Linked DNA regions of Mus musculus: region 2 is linked to region 1. A link is a loop called in an ENCODE intact Hi-C map of the cell type or tissue named here. Cell type or tissue: left cerebral cortex. All regions are shown on one strand.

Region 1 (8,000 bases):
GCTGAGCATTTCCCTGCTTGTGGTGACACCTACAGAGACCACACACACACACACACACACACACACACACACACACACACACTCTGCTGTACAAACCAGTCATGCTGCATATCCAGAGGTGTAGTCATAGGCAGTAGGTGAAGGGCATGTGAGTTCGTGAGTTTTCCAGCTCACAAATGACAGAAAAATAATTACTAGGTCATGAAGGTTGAGTTGCCAGGGTGCTTCCTGGGAAACATGAAAGTTGTGGAGTCGGCAGGAAGGAAGTGTCAATTCTGCCCTTGTAAGTGACATGAGATGTAACATGGTCATGGGGTCGCGACATTTTTTTTTTTCTGGAAGCACAATTGGATTGTTTCTGGGTTCCTCCAAAATATACTACAACCCTACAGGTTTTTAAGGCTTCTAACCCCTATCATTTCCAGTGCATGTGCCTAAAAGCAGGATTGCCGTCACATGTCAAAACCAGAAGTGAAGACATCCTGTAGGACACAGGGGCATTCTGAATGTGGGAGATGATGGGCAATGGGAAACACAGGCCCATATAAAGTGGGGATAATATTGGCTCTGTTTTCCTGCAATCTTGCCTTTCTCATATGCACCAAGGCATGGGGTATGAGTCAGCTGAGTTTGTGCACTTTGGTGGGGCAACTCAGTGTCTGGTTCTTGTATGGTGGCCTCTTTTCCAGACCATGACTAGATGACCTGAGCCTTCTGGGCACTAACTTCATTTGAAGCCCTGAGGATTATAGGAAATTGGTAAATAAAATCAGTTTTGCCTATGAAATGTTTGGTGTGTGTGATTTCATAAGGTCAGAAACCACTGTTTATGCAATAATTAGAAATTTGATATAGTTTTTCTCCATCTTTCTTTTTTTAAAAGATTTATTCATTTATTATATACAAGTACACTGTAGCTGTCTTCAGACACAATTACAGTTGGTTGTGAGCCACTATGTTGTTGCTGGGATTTGAACTCATGACCTCTGGATGAACAGTCAGTGCTCTTAACCTCTGAGCCATCTCTCCAGCCCCTTTACCACCTTTCTGTTCACAATAGAATGTACTTCATCAGAAAGTACAAATTCACCTGTGTTTTTATTATGCTGAGTGGTTAATGATACTGTGTTGGCATGATATTCAGGTCTCTCCGTGGTGATTTTCAAATCATCTAATGAATATATGTGTTTTTAATACTGGTTAAAAGAAAATTTTCTTTTAAATGACAGTATCTGAAATGATATTAGAATTTTAATAGTACTGAGGAATACAAGGACTTAATCGTGGTCACACTGTTTATTAGATTCATTTTAGTATTCATTTTTGTTGACTGTCTCTGTGTGTAAGTATGTGCATTGGATTCATGTGCATGACAGAGAATGGCCTTGCATTAACCTGGAATTGTAGTTGCAGGTTATTGTGAACACATGAAGTGGGTGCTGAGAACTGAACTCGTGTCTCCTGCACTCTTGTAAGCACTCTTAACTAAGGAGCCATCTCCCTGGTTCCCAAACTATCACCTGTTTTGTATACAATGGTATAAAAGCTTTGGTAAGCCTTCCATTCTCTCTGAATTTTTATTACATATTTTTCTTTCTATATTTGTCACCTGTATTTTTAGGATGATTTTCAATTTGAGATTGTTCAGCAAAACTTTGTTGACAGAATTGCGGGTTGGTGGATGAATTTATAAAATTGCCACAAGATTAAATTTTTTGAAAAGTAATTCCTTAAGATTTTTATAATGAGGTTTTACAGTGTGATTGAGAAATATCTATGTGCTTATGGTATTTGTCAACACAAAGAAAGCATGTTTAGAAAATCTATTGTGGATAGGGAAGATGGAAATATTTGTGTTTCAAACATTTGGCTCACATCTCCAACCTATTCTCATATTGCTAATATGTGTAATACAAATTATATAGTTATATTGCATTGGGATGCTTGTGCTTGTTGAGATCTCGCACTGAGAACAAGAGAGGCCCTCTTATCTCAGACTTAAGCATGTTTATGTCAAGTGTCATCTGAGACCCTTTATTTAGACAGGTTAACCCCTGCCTTTTTGACAGCGAGGGAGGAGAACAACAAACAGCAAAGGCTGTTTAAAAGAGCACATCTTTAAGACAGCTAGAAGAGGGATCATTTCCGACAAAGGTTATTATTATTACAATAGTTGACCCCATGCTATAAAACTGCTTGATGGAAATGAGAAACTGGAAAGTGGTCTGTGAAGAAGTTGTTCTGCCCAGGACTGGAACTCCAGCCCATCTCAGTAGGTCTTTCCAGTCATTACACTGGATGTTTTAAGTGCCCAATTTAATGATGTTCCCTTTGTTCTCTTAACTAATTAAGCTATCTTAAGTCTTTTTGGCTAAAGGTTGTAAGTGCCTGGTTTGATAATACTTTGCTGCCTGCCTCTTCTATTTATGTGCTGTATTATGTTGTTTATTGTTTTACATTTGCTTGCAATATACATAAATGCACTCATTTGAAACCTAAAGTACATATGTGATATATCACTGTTCTATGGGATAGGTTGTCATTTAAGAGAGAAATTGGTATACTGGCTTTTTTCAGAGGGAGGGAGGGCAGGAGGGCAGGAGGGATGGAGGGAGAGAGAGACAGAGAGAGATTGATCAAGACATTGATGGTTTTTAAAAATTATTTCTTTATGTGTCTGTGTGTTTTACTGGGAAATGAACTCAGGTCCTCTGCAAGAGCAACAAATGCTCTTAAGCAGTAAGCTTTCTCTCAGGCCTCCATTGATGCTTTTAAATGATAGGTCTGCTATGCACAATTCTATTTTTTGGTTCACGATAAGAGTAGAAAATTAACACATCCTTTATTTGCTGAGTTCATTTGACTTTTGGATCAATGGATTGCTTTTTTAGAATTTGGAGGATAGGATCCAAGTGTATCACACCATGAAAAACTAAGGAGAAGACAAGAGAATTTGCGAAATGAAAATTAGCTTCTGTTGTACATCTTGACAAATTATTTTCAGGCACGTAATTCTCTACTAGGTGCAAGTATATAATCCTTTATATATAAATTTAATAATGTACACTCCCCCCTTTTGTTCAAGTTCTGGTAGGTAATCATTTGGACTAATTGAGATAGTTCAAAATAAAGTAAAAGGAATCCCTTCTTTGTTTTTAAATACTTGGTATAAATTGAAACACATGCATGTACAATAGCTAATTTAAAGTGCCTTTGGTAGTGCATGTCCTGCTAAAAATCCTTCATGAAAACTCTTTCAAAATCAATGTGTATATGATTGCAGGTGATATGTATATCAATGTGTATATGATTGTAAATAAGCTGTAAACTAGCAAAGGCTCCCACCATGGCAGGACCTGTACTAGCTTGCTCAGTCAGGTCTCATGTTTGTTGAGGAAGTGAGGGGTACGATGCTAATCCTGGCAGCAGAGAAATCCTTTGCATATTTGACTGGCACTGGACCCGCCCCCTCCATTTGCGTCACTCAAGCCCCACCCCCGCAGAATTTAATTCCATACGGGGACTGTTTGGGTAGGCACCCAGCCCTTCTTCCTTGATTGGCTTTTATAGTCCTCCATATCCCTCCTTCAACAGCACTTTGCACATCACTGTGGCTACAGCAGAGCGCTGGGGCGCCTGAGGCGGAAGCGGAGGTGATGAATTGTGATCCCATTGTGGGCTAGGCGCAGCGTAGCGTTAGTCATAGCTGTTCCCCCTCAGCCCTCCCTCAACCGGAAGTAAGGCGGCGCGGCTAGCCGGTCAACATGGCTGCGGGCTCTGCGTCCTCCTTGGGCGGCGGTGCCTGGCCAGGCTCAGAGGCTGGGGACTTCTTGGCACGCTATCGGCAGGTGTCCAACAAGCTCAAGAAGCGCTTCTTGAGGAAGCCGAACGTGGCCGAGGCCGGGGAGCAGTTCGCCCAGCTAGCCCGGGAGCTGCGCGCCCAGGAGTGCCTGCCTTATGCTGCCTGGTGCCAGCTGGCTGTGGCGCGCTGCCAGCAGGCGCTCTTCCATGGGCCCGGGGAAGCGCTGGCCCTCACAGAGGCGGCCCGACTTTTCCTGCGGCAGGAGTGCGACGCGCGCCAACGCTTGGGCTGTCCCGCCGCCTACGGGGAGCCTCTGCAGGCGGCCGCCAGCGCCCTCGGCGCCGCTGTGCGCTTGCACCTCGAGCTCGGCCAGCCTGCCGCCGCTGCTGCACTGTGCCTGGAACTAGCTGCTGCCCTTCGCGCAGTGGGCCAGCCGGCCGCTGCTGCCGGTCACTTTCAGCGGGCTGCCCAGCTGCACCTGCCCCTGATGCCACTGGCCGCACTGCAAGCGCTTGGTGATGCTGCCTCCTGCCAGCTGTTGGCGCGCGACTACACAGGCGCCCTGGCGCTATTTACACGCATGCAACGCCTGGCACGGGAGCATGGGGGCCACCCGGTACAGCAACTCGAGCTGCTGCCGCAGCCGCCTTCTGGGCCCCAGCCACCCCTGTCGGGACCCCAGCCGAGACCTGTCTTGGGCTCGACCTTGCCCCTCCCGCAGCCCCCGGACCACGCCCCAGGCTCTGTTGCGCCTTCACCTGGCACACTCGGTGCCTTTGCTGACGTCCTAGTCAGGTGTGAGGTGTCCCGTGTACTGCTGCTGCTGCTCCTGCAACCACCACCTGCCAAGCTGCTGCCCGAGCATGCCCAGACCCTGGAGAAGTACTCCTGGGAGGCTTTCGATGGCCATGGCCAGGATACCAGCGGCCAGCTTCCTGAGGAGCTGTTTCTGTTATTGCAGTCTCTGGTCATGGCTGCCCAAGAAAAGGACACTGAAGGCATCAAGAAGCTGCAGGTGGAGATGTGGCCACTGCTAACCGCTGAGCAGAACCACCTCCTCCACCTCGTTCTGCAGGAAACCATCTCTCCCTCTGGACAGGGTGTCTGATAAGTCACCTTCTTACCAACTTGTTTTATCTTTGGGGACAGGTGATGAAACATGTGATCTAGCTTCTGTTTTTTTTGTCTGTTTTTGTCTTGTTTTTCTTTTCATTTCTATTGCTGCCATGTTAATTTGGCTTTGTGTGCCTAGCAAGTTACTTAAATTAGTGCCCTCCAATTCCATCCATTATTGCCTCGAATGAGAAAACTTCATCCTTAAGGCTGGAGGAGATTCTACGGAGTAATCTTTCTTTATGCATCTGTCAGTTGCTAGATAATGTTGATTCATTTTCCTGGCTGTTCTAGGTATAGTGCCAATAAACTCAGGAGGACAGATGTTCCTTTGGCGTATTGATTTCCTTTTCTTTTGTTCCTGGTGGGGTGTGGCATCACCAAGAAGTATTTAGAAAAGATTAGAAATATTTGTGTCTTGAAAATTGTGAGGATTTGACAATTTGGGCATAATCTCTCTTTTAATACATTATTGCTTCGTTTCTATATAAACTAGCACAGCAGTCTGGGGAGTGGGAAAAGCACCAGATGACATAAAATGTAACTGTTGTTACATACAAATACTCTGTGTATCTGAACATGAGGACTATGTTAATAAGCAGAACTGACATGTTCTGTCATACATTCCAGATTTATTTTATCTTCTGTACACTCTGCTAGCCCAGGTTCTTCCTGATGGAATGACCAAAACCTTTCTCCTGAGTAGCATCTGTGATCTTTTGGTGATCCTGCCTTTATTGGGTTGCAGCAAATTTCTGTTATCCAGAAGTTTTTGGCAAGAGATGAGTCAAAGTTTTTAGAATTGGTCCTCTGTTTCCAAACCAGGGTTTTGATTGCTCTCACTGTGTACCACAACACAATTACCCCTGTACAATCGAGATCTGTCTTCACAGCCAATACCTAAGTTCTATTCTGCCTTTCAGGACCATGTTCTGAGAAATCTAATTGCATAAAACTGTAATGGTATTCCCTTAAATATTCTGACCTTGAAAACTAGAGGTACTAAACTATGTAACCCAGTGTTGCTGGGGCAAATAGCAAAGAAATGTTTCTGACTGAGTATTAAGTGATACAAAGCCAGTTCTACTTTTCTCTGTAGTTCCTGGATCAATGCATCTTTGCTTTCAGAAATATGGTGTCATATATTGAATCTTGGTTTAAGGCACCCAGCACACCTGCAAGGGTAGCATTCCAACTTTCCTAAATGTTTTCCCACTACATTGTCACCCTATTTAACCCCAAGTTAGAACACCATTCTATAAGGCCAGCTGGTAATTGGCCTATGGGGTATATGTACAAAACCAATGAATTCCATAAATTTAATGCCTTACTGATTCTTATTGCTAATAACAAAACACACAAAGGTGGTGCTAGCTATAAAGAACAGGTTTATTTTGGCATATCCTTCAAGTTCAAGGTCGGCTGGCGACTTTCTTGCTGTCAGTATCTGAAAGTGTTACAAGATGATGATGGCAAAAGCCTGGGAAATTCAAAAGACCTAGGCAGAGCAACTTTCCCATCGGATACACTTTCAGAATAATGTATCCTAAAGGTCCCACCTCAAACTAACCATACACTGTCCTTTCTGCTATCTGCCTGAAATGAGAGTGAACAATGCAGTCAGTGGTTCTTAGGGAATTCCTAGAGATAGATTTTTCCCAATGCTGAGGGCCAAACCCAAGGTATAGTACTTGCTAAACAAAGGCTCTGCCATTAAGCTAAAACCTTAATTCCAAAGATAATCTTGAAGAGAATATATGAACATGCTATTGAGAATAAGGATTCTTCTTGGATCCAAACTCTTATTTCCCTCGGAAACAGATTCTCAGTACCACTGATACCAAGTGTCACCAGATAAGGATGGGGGGAAATGACCAAATATGAGCATGGGAGATTGATTCTGAGAAAGAAATCTTGATGTGCAAGCATGAGGACATGGGTGAGAATTCTCAGTACATTAAAAAAAAATAACAGGGAATAGATGTGCATAGCTATAACCTCAACATTGGAGAAAGAAGACAAGTGAATCAAGAGAGCTGTGTGGGCAACCGCCGTAAATAAAATGTGGAACTTGAGTTCAGTGAAAGATCCTGCCTAAAGACAACTAGGAGGATAGTGATTGCCCCTTCTCAAGGCAGTAAGTCCAAGAGTTTGATTTTCTAAAAGGGCAGGTGCTGTAGCCCTACTTCTTGTGGTCCACCCTGTGTACTATGACAGGTGTAGTGTCACTACATGGGGACGATTTTCTGCTGAGTGCCCACCCAGCCCAGCACCAGGGCAACTCAACCTTCATGACCAAGTAATTATTTTTCTGTCATTTCTGAGCTGTAAAACTCACCAACTCACACACCCTTCACTTACTGCCTATGACTTCACCTCTGGATATGCAGCATGACTGGTTTGTACAGCAGAGTGTGTGTGTGTGTGTGTGTGTGTGTGTGTGTGTGGTCTCTGTAGGTGTCACCACAAGCAGGGAAATGCTCAGCAAAGAGGTGAGAATAAAAACTCACCTTTTTGAGATCCACTTTGTCAGTTGGGATCAAACTTCAGTGGACCAGAGGCCAGGCGCTTGTTGCCAGCACATTCAACACGGTATAAGTAGGAAAAGTGTTTCCTGGTGTACCGCAATCTCCAGTGCACAAGGAAGCATAATTACACCAAAATGCCACCCAGGGCACATGTCATTTCTTCCAAGAAGATGGGTTCTGAGGCTAGGCTGTCTGTGCTAGCTTTAGGGCTTCAGGAAGGATCCCTCATGGTCTGAGCCACACAGATAGCTTAGAGGTCATTTATGCTATTACTTATATACAGTCCTGGTTGTGGCAGCATGGGTGAGCCTGTGCCTCTGCAGGTAGTATAACAGTCATTTAGACAATTAGGTATCTCCAGTCCTGGTTGTGGGAGCTAGGGGGGGGGAGCCCCTGGTTGTACAGATAGCAAAAGGGTCATTTAGAATACTAGGTATTTCCAGTCCTGGTTGTGGGAGATGTGGAGGCCCAACACATAACTCAGATGAGCAGGCTTTTTTATCACTTCCGGTTTCCAGCTTTTCGGACCCAAGGACAGGTTTTTACATCTTTTCCAC
Region 2 (8,000 bases), 270 kb after region 1:
GTGTGTGTGTGTGTGTGTGTGTGTGTGTGTGTGTGTGTGTGTGTGTGTGTGTGAGAGAGAGGGGGGGGGAGAGGGAGGGAGAGGGAGAGAGAGAGAGAGAGAGAGAGAGAGAGAGAGAGAGAACCCTAGCTACTACTGCTGGGAGGATAAACTAACCTACAGCTCTTCTCACTTTTTGCTCCCAGGAACATTGACCATGTGTCCCCTGTGGCTACTCACCTTGCTGCTGGCCCTGAGCCAGGCCTTGCCCTTTGAGCAGAAGGGTTTCTGGGACTTCACCTTGGATGATGGGCTGCTCATGATGAATGATGAGGAGGCTTCAGGTTCAGACACCACTTCAGGTGTCCCCGACCTGGACTCTGTCACACCTACCTTCAGTGCCATGTGTCCTTTCGGTTGCCACTGCCACCTGCGGGTTGTTCAGTGCTCTGACTTGGGTGAGTCACTAAGCACTTAGGCTAAGAGTGTACAGAGAAGCACAGGCCCTGCCTGGGAGCCCTTACTAAAAAGAATACATTTGCTACCCTGTGAGATGGGTTTAAAACTGTAGGAGTGGGGAGGTTGAGTCACCACAGGCTGAGGTGTATGAGGGTGCTCAGAGTCCCTGCATTTCTCCCAGTGTCTGTGTGTGTCCATATGCATGTATGTACCCACCCCCTTTACACCAGCTGTGACAACAGACTGGATGAGCCAGGCTTATGCTGGTGATGATGCTGGCCCCCAGGTCTGAAGACTGTGCCCAAGGAGATCTCACCTGACACCACACTGCTAGACCTGCAGAACAATGACATTTCTGAGCTTCGCAAGGATGACTTCAAAGGCCTCCAGCACCTCTACGTAAGCCTCCTCCTGCCTCCTGCCTTTTCTGAGGAGCCAGGAGGAGTTTGATGTTCCTATGACTTGGAAGAAGGGTACTCACAAATGAGGTTGGGAAGAGGGGTGGGAACCGATGGAGTCCTGAGATAAGTCTAGAGCTGGCTGTAATGAGAACGCCCAAAACCATGCATTATATGTATGGGTACAAGACGAAATCTGTCAGGTCCCATTTTTTTTTGACAGAAATCTTTACGTTTTGTTGACTCATCTGAACAACACAGAAAGTGTATTCCATCATAGCTCTTAGAGAAACTGTCTAGCAAAGTATGCTAGGCAGTGATGGCATTACCAGGGCAGCTTGGAGCTAACCTCAGCTCCTTGCCCTACACTCTACTCACCAACACATACTGATCTCCATGAGACCATTAAAGGTTCAGATGTTTCCCAAGTGCCATCAGTAGCAAGTTCAGGAGGCAGAGGAGAGGGGAGGTGGAGTGGGGGGCTGGGGTGCTCACCCTGGTTGCCTGCCCCGTTTTAGGCCCTGGTCTTGGTAAACAATAAGATCTCCAAGATCCATGAGAAGGCCTTTAGCCCTCTGCGGAAGCTGCAAAAACTCTACATCTCCAAGAACCACCTGGTGGAGATTCCTCCCAACCTGCCCAGCTCCCTGGTAGAACTACGAATCCATGACAACCGTATCCGCAAAGTGCCCAAGGGCGTGTTCAGCGGGCTCCGGAACATGAACTGCATTGGTGAGACTAGTCTGTACCTTAGCATCAGGCATAAAGGAGACAGGTAGAGGATATCTCTTTCAGCCAGGGCAGCTGGGTCCATGTAGTCATGGAAAAGCCCTGTGTGCCTCAGAATGTTCCAGATGTTTGTTTTGGGACATGAAGAAAAAGACTGTGGTGGCTATAAAGGCTCGGTTGAAGAAAGAGTCTCAAATATAGTCTAAAAAAGACCAGTATGTTTCTGGAAAAAAAAAAAAACAATATGGGTAAAAGGAAGGTATAGGACACCGACTGGACTGAGAGAGAAAGGGAGAAGGGCAGTGGACCACCACAGCAGCAAACGTTGGATGGCTTTCTGGGTCCCCACAGTTTCCTCTTGCTTCCCAACTCCCAAAGACCAAGAATAGTGGCAGAGGCCTTGAGCTAGTCATGCAGAACAGCTGGAATTTGTAGTTAGCGGTGCAAATTCACAACCTGCTTTCTATGGAAGTGGGAAGAGCAAGCAATCAGCAGAGCTGCAGTCCAGAAAAGAACAGGCTTTGGTGGAGATTGGCTTCAGGGCTCACAGGACTTCTCTCCTAGAGATGGGCGGGAATCCCCTGGAGAACAGTGGCTTTGAACCAGGAGCCTTTGATGGCCTGAAGCTCAATTACCTGCGCATCTCAGAGGCCAAGCTCACTGGCATCCCCAAAGGTAGGAGAGTGTCAATACCCAACCTCCAAAAGCATTGATGGGCCTTGCACAGTGTACTTGAGCAGAGAATGGGCCTTTTATCTGCCCCAGACCCTGCACTTACCTCCCAGCATGTTCTCTTCTGGGTAGATCTCCCTGAGACCCTGAACGAACTTCACCTGGACCACAACAAAATCCAGGCTATTGAGTTGGAGGACCTACTTCGATACTCCAAGCTGTACAGGTGGGGTTGAGGCAGCCCTTGGGGGATGCAGGGATCCATTAGCAAATGGGGCAGGTTATAGGGTGGCACCCAGGTCCCTGTGCTCTATCCCAGAGTCCTCCTCTCCCCCAGCCTCTGACGACCTCTAATTCATTTACCTTCAGGTTGGGCTTAGGTCACAATCAGATTCGGATGATTGAGAATGGGAGCCTGAGTTTTCTGCCTACCCTGAGGGAACTTCACTTGGACAACAACAAGCTGTCCCGGGTGCCTGCTGGCCTCCCAGATCTCAAGCTCCTCCAGGTGAGAGCTGGTTCTCCAAGACTAGATGGGGAGTTGTAGAAGGTCCATTCTCTGCACCAGCCTCTTAACTGCCTGGATCTCCTGTCTCCCTTTATAAAGGGGCACAGGGTAGAGAGCAGAATAAGACCTAGATTCACTTTTGGGTCTCATGTACTCATCCAGGCCTCAGTGGAACAGTGTCTGCTTCGTGTTTGTGGTTGGAAAAGGGGAGTCTCCTTCCCTGACTTAGCTTCCAAACACATGAGCAAACTAGGTCTTTCCCAACCTTACTCTGGACCTCAATTTTATTTATGTTTTGTTTTGTTTTTTATTTATTTATTTATTTGTTTGTTTGTTTGTTTGTTTGTTTGTTTGTTTGTTTGTTTAAGCTCAGATCCATTCATAATGGTAGAAAGCACGTTCATCCTCTTCTAGGGCAGCACTTCCCATACCAGGCTAAGAGCACCCTCTAGTGGCCAGTAACCTTTCTATCACCAGTGAGCTCCTAACCTAAGGCACAGTCTTTCTTTTTTTTTTTTTTTTTTTTTTTTTTTTTAATTTATTACGTATTTTCCTCAATGACATTTCCAATGCTATCCCAAAAGTCCCCCATACCCTCCCCCCCCCCACTTCCCTACCCACCCATTCTCATTTTTTTGACCCTGGCGTTCCCCTGTACTGGGGCATATAAAGTTTGTGTGTGTGTGATGGGCCTCTCTTTCCAGTGATGGCCGACTAGGGCATCTTTTGATACATATGCAGCTAAAGTCAAGAGCTCCGGGGTACTGGTTAGTTCATAATGTTGTTGCACCTACAGGGTTGCAGATCTCTTTAGCTCCTTAGATACTTTCTCTAGCTCGGCACTGTCTTTCCTACACAGATATCATGTCAGAATCAAAGTTTGCTTTGTTTTACAGCATCATTCTACCAAACACAGCCTCCACCCCACCCATCCCAACTCACCACTCGTTTATACACTGCACTTGAGCCCTTCATCCTGACCTGAGTCCAGCCAAATACCTGTGCCCTAATCAGAGCTTACACCCACTAACATACTCCGGTATGCCCTCCTCTCAACCCTGAGAAGAATCACCTTCAAAGGGTGACTATGAAATGACACTAAGAAGTGATTGATGGGGTCCGATGTGAAGGCAGGCCTGACCTTTCTACTCTCCATCTTGCCTACAACTTACAGCAACTACCCAGGCTAGGACAGATTGGGATGGCTCTGGGTCACTGATCCTTGGACAAAAGCCTCAGATACATTCCCTCTGCCCCCAGGTTGTCTATCTGCACTCCAACAACATCACCAAGGTGGGCATCAATGACTTCTGTCCTATGGGCTTCGGAGTCAAGAGGGCCTACTATAATGGCATCAGCCTCTTCAACAACCCTGTGCCCTACTGGGAAGTGCAGCCTGCCACCTTCCGCTGCGTTACTGACCGCCTGGCCATCCAATTTGGAAATTATAAGAAGTAGAGGCAGTGGTTGCCACCATGGTGGCCTTGGTGAGAGTCTCTGAGGAACATAGCCAGATGAAGAAGCAACACCTTTGTTCCCCAATATTAACTCACTGCCCCACCACAGCTTCCCCCTGACTCCTAAGCATGCATATATGCACATGGCCTGGCCCTCTCACCCATTCCCCTCAACCTTTGAAATTTAACATTCATCAACCATGTCCACTCAGAGACTCCCTATAAATCTTTCTTCTTGCTCATCCTGAAACTCAGATGTTTTTGGCAAGAGGGGCTAGGAAAGATGGATAGAGCACACTGCCACCGCCATTGTTCCATCCAGGCATGTGTTCCTCCTCTTCCTTGCTCATGTCTGACTTCCAGCTCTCCTGGGCTCTGCTTGCTGCCCTTATCCTCTGGTGTTCTCTCTTCAACAAGTTCACTACCTGTCAATCCCAGCTACAACCTGGCTGTACTAACTCCTGGATCTTTCCCTCTCTCCAACCCTGTTATGCTTCCTGACACTTTTCTTCCTTCTGGAGTTATTGACCTGTCCCCTTCCATCTCTGGACCTAGGTCATATTTCTCCATCTTTGTCTCTTTCTGTATCTCCTTGCCTATATCTCTGTCTGTCTCTATTTCTGTCTCTCTGTCTCTGTGTATCTCTCTATCTTTGTATCTGTCTCTCTCTGACAACACACACACACACACACACACACACACACACACACACACACACACACACGGATCATCTGCCCCAGGCTGCTTTCTGCTTCACAGGTCTCTAGCCAGTCCCTCCACAAACAAATATGGGGCAACTATCTTCCTGATTGCCCTACCCAGAACTTGACCCCCCAACCCTGGAGGAAGCTGGAAGGTGGAGGCCCAGAATCCTGTCCATTTTGTCCAGGAAAGGGTTCATACTCTGCTATCAAGACGAGGATCAAGGAGCTTCCTAGCCCCTGGAGAGGCTCAGCAGGCCATCAGAGCCGCCAGAACCAGTTTGCATTGGCCCCTGCTCTCTCCCCAAGATGGCTAGGTCCCCTCCCTCACCCCTGGGTCCCTGATGTGGTAGGAGGTGATGGTCAGTTGCACCCAGCAAGAGGGAGTGCTGCTTATGAGGTCAGTTGTCTCTCAATTAAAGAAACACTGTGCAATACGAGTCTGTGTGCCAGTTCTTTGAAACATCACTGGGCATCAAGAGAAAAGCAGAGGTGAAACAAGGGCCTCCTCAGGCCACCTCAAAGGCTCTGCCTTTCCATCCCCAGTTTACATCATTGTGCTTCCTCTTCACTGTTGCCCTTGCCCGTAGAAGAAGGCCCCTCTCACCCTCAGGTCCAGAACTATAAAAGCACATCCCAAATGACCAGACATAAGGCCTAGGCCCTATCTGCTTTCCTCTCCTTTCTTGGTCCTTCCATTGCCTCAATTGCTCTTAAGCTGGACTCAAAAAAGCAAGCCACACCTGAGGTGTCATCTGTCCTCTCAGAGTAGAGCATTTGTCAAGGAACTGCTGGCTATGGGATACCAACGTAGGTCCCACTCCTTTTACGATGGGAGCTTCAATACCCCAGCAGAGAGAATTCTGTCTGCCTGTCTAGATGGAATTAAAAAAAAAAAAAGTAATGCCAAAAACACTGTTGTAGTCTGGGCTATGACTAGTATCTGTGCTAACACTAGGAAAGGGCAGAGGGGAGGAGCCTTTGGCCTTAGGCAGTATATTGGTACAGCTACTTGGGCCAACCTGGCTTGCCTTCCCACCAGTACTACATAGATCCCTGAGAGATGAGAGCAAGTTGCAGCTAAATCCTGACGGAGGCTCCAGTTCAGGTCCATGGATGCATGCCCACTAGGGACACAAGCTGCCCTGGAAAGTAATAGACCCCCAAAGGACTGAAGTGGGCCTGGGCTAAGTGGGCCCTTCTGCTCAGGTCATGGGAACTGGGGCTTCCCTATACAGCAACAGCCAGGTAGCAAAAATAGAGCACCAAGACCAGTATGAGTGACAGGCCAAAAGAGGTGCACCCAGAGACAAGCTTCTGGCTTCTCACACACAACTATACCCTCCTAGCCTGGCAATCCAGGGCACCCAATGTCCCCAGGTTTCTCCTTTTGGGGGTGGGAGGCGCCACTTGGTGTTGTGGCCCAGCGATAGAATGTCACCCAGCAGCATCATAGCACTATTCTGGGGCATGTGCTCCACAGCCTGGCAATCTCTGCTGAGCTGGGCAGACACAGGGCAAGGGCACTGGCCAAAGGCCAGGAGTCAGGGCCTCAATCCGGTCCCCGTGCTGGTAGTAAGGAGGGGCAAGCAGCAAGGAGACCTGGTGGAAACAGAAAGGTGAAGCCCTCAGTGTGTTTCTCTGAGTGGGGGTGGTCTGGGGGCCATGGCTCACTTCAACAGGTCTCCCTTCCCTTCCTGTCCCTCTCCTTGGCTAGTCACTTTTCTTTTTCAATTCGTCTCTCTCTCATTTCAGAAAAGTTTACAAGGCCCAGTAGGGCAGTGCAACCTCCACCAGCTGAGGGGACAAGTGTTGCATAGGTGTTAAATTCAGAGAAAGGATTCCACAGACAGCTCCACACTATTTAGACCAAAAGCTGTAAGGCCCCAGGCAGGAGCCCATGAGACTGGTAGGCCATGGTTAAAGGTGGGCTCCATTTTCAGAGCACTTGGTTTGGGCTGAAAGGATAAATTCCTCTGTCTTGTGACTGGAGAGATGGCTCAGCAATTATGAGCATTTGCTGTTCTTTCAGAGGGCCCATATGTGGTTTCCAGCACCCACATTGGGCAGCTCACAACCAGGGGATCCAAATCTCCTCTTCTAGGTACCAAATGCCTTCTTGTGTGGACACCAGGCTTGCATGTGGTGCACATACATATACTTGGGCACTCACAAATGCATAAAAATAAATATTCATATATATATATATATATATATATATATATATATATATATTCTTCAACCTCACTTTAGTATTGAGTGTATTTCAAGTTATTAGACAATAATGAACTGAAAAAAAAAACCACAGTGAAGCCAGGAGTGGAGGTGCACACTTAATCCTAGCACTTGGGAGGTAGAGGCAAGAGAATCAGGAGTTCAAGAATGACCTTGGTTACATGAGACTTGATCTCAAAAAAGCCCACAGTTATATTAAAATAGTCACCTACTGTCATTTTCATTGGGTTGGAAGATAGGATTATATCCTGGGCACTGGCTTTGGTCATAGGAAGCTCCATGGTGGTGATTCTATAGAGCACAGAGGACAAGTTCCAGCCCAACTTGTGAGTACCTGGACTTGAATGAGGAATGAAAGGAAGAGTGCATTGCAGGGTCATGGCACTAAAGCAACCTGACGTGCTGAGCAGGGAAAAATGTGGCAAGGGGGAGAGAGCTGTGAGCGCCAGAGTTACCAAAGGCAGTGGGCATGTTCATATGGGGCTCAAAGCAGAGGTCAGCTGGGCAGCCATCAGATTGGTGAACATTCACATGTGAACACATGAACACACTGAGACAAAAATGCATAGATGCACTCACAAGCTTGTGAATGAACATGCATGAATATGTGCAAACATATATGAGCACACATGCACAAAGAGCAAATACATGCATACAAACACAAATTAACACACTCACACAAGTACACACAGATATATATATGTACACATATGCACATACAAGCCTGTGTGTGAAGACAGAAGCTTATGTGCATAATGTGCATAAAAACTTAAGAAAGCACACACTAATGATACACAATATTGACACACATATATGCATGAGCATACATAAAACAAACATATACCTACATAGGCATGCCCTT

What was found. A loop is a pair of places that touch in the nucleus more often than their neighbours do. Peaks named below come from ENCODE experiments on the same cell type or tissue, not always from the same donor. Only the 100,000 strongest peaks of a DNase experiment are listed, where the experiment ranks them.
Region 2: a loop joins it to region 1, with 5 times the contacts of the local background. A loop is called at or near these places in 2 of 42 quality-filtered maps.

The regions. Positions count from the first base shown.
Region 1 is chrX:73,224,552-73,232,551 of GRCm38, forward strand. It overlaps F8a (factor 8-associated gene A), which reads left to right and starts at 3,755. Exons shown (of 1, transcript NM_007978.3): 1 at 3,755-6,244. The coding sequence starts at 3,765. The coding sequence ends at 4,910. In left cerebral cortex, no CTCF peak of the experiment used is centred here; DNase peaks (open chromatin) are centred at 3,624, 4,011, 4,319 and 4,691; H3K4me3 peaks cover 2,921 bases; H3K27ac peaks cover 1,830 bases.
Region 2 is chrX:73,490,594-73,498,593 of GRCm38, forward strand. Bgn (biglycan) reads left to right here. Exons shown (of 8, transcript NM_007542.5): 2 at 186-437; 3 at 725-837; 4 at 1,355-1,568; 5 at 2,130-2,240; 6 at 2,370-2,463; 7 at 2,607-2,745; 8 at 4,006-5,343. The coding sequence starts at 197. The coding sequence ends at 4,203. Among named protein-coding and RNA genes, the nearest start is that of Atp2b3, 8.5 kb to the right of the region's middle. In left cerebral cortex, CTCF peaks have their summits at 406 (motif pointing left) and 3,181 (motif pointing left); DNase peaks (open chromatin) are centred at 567 and 3,189.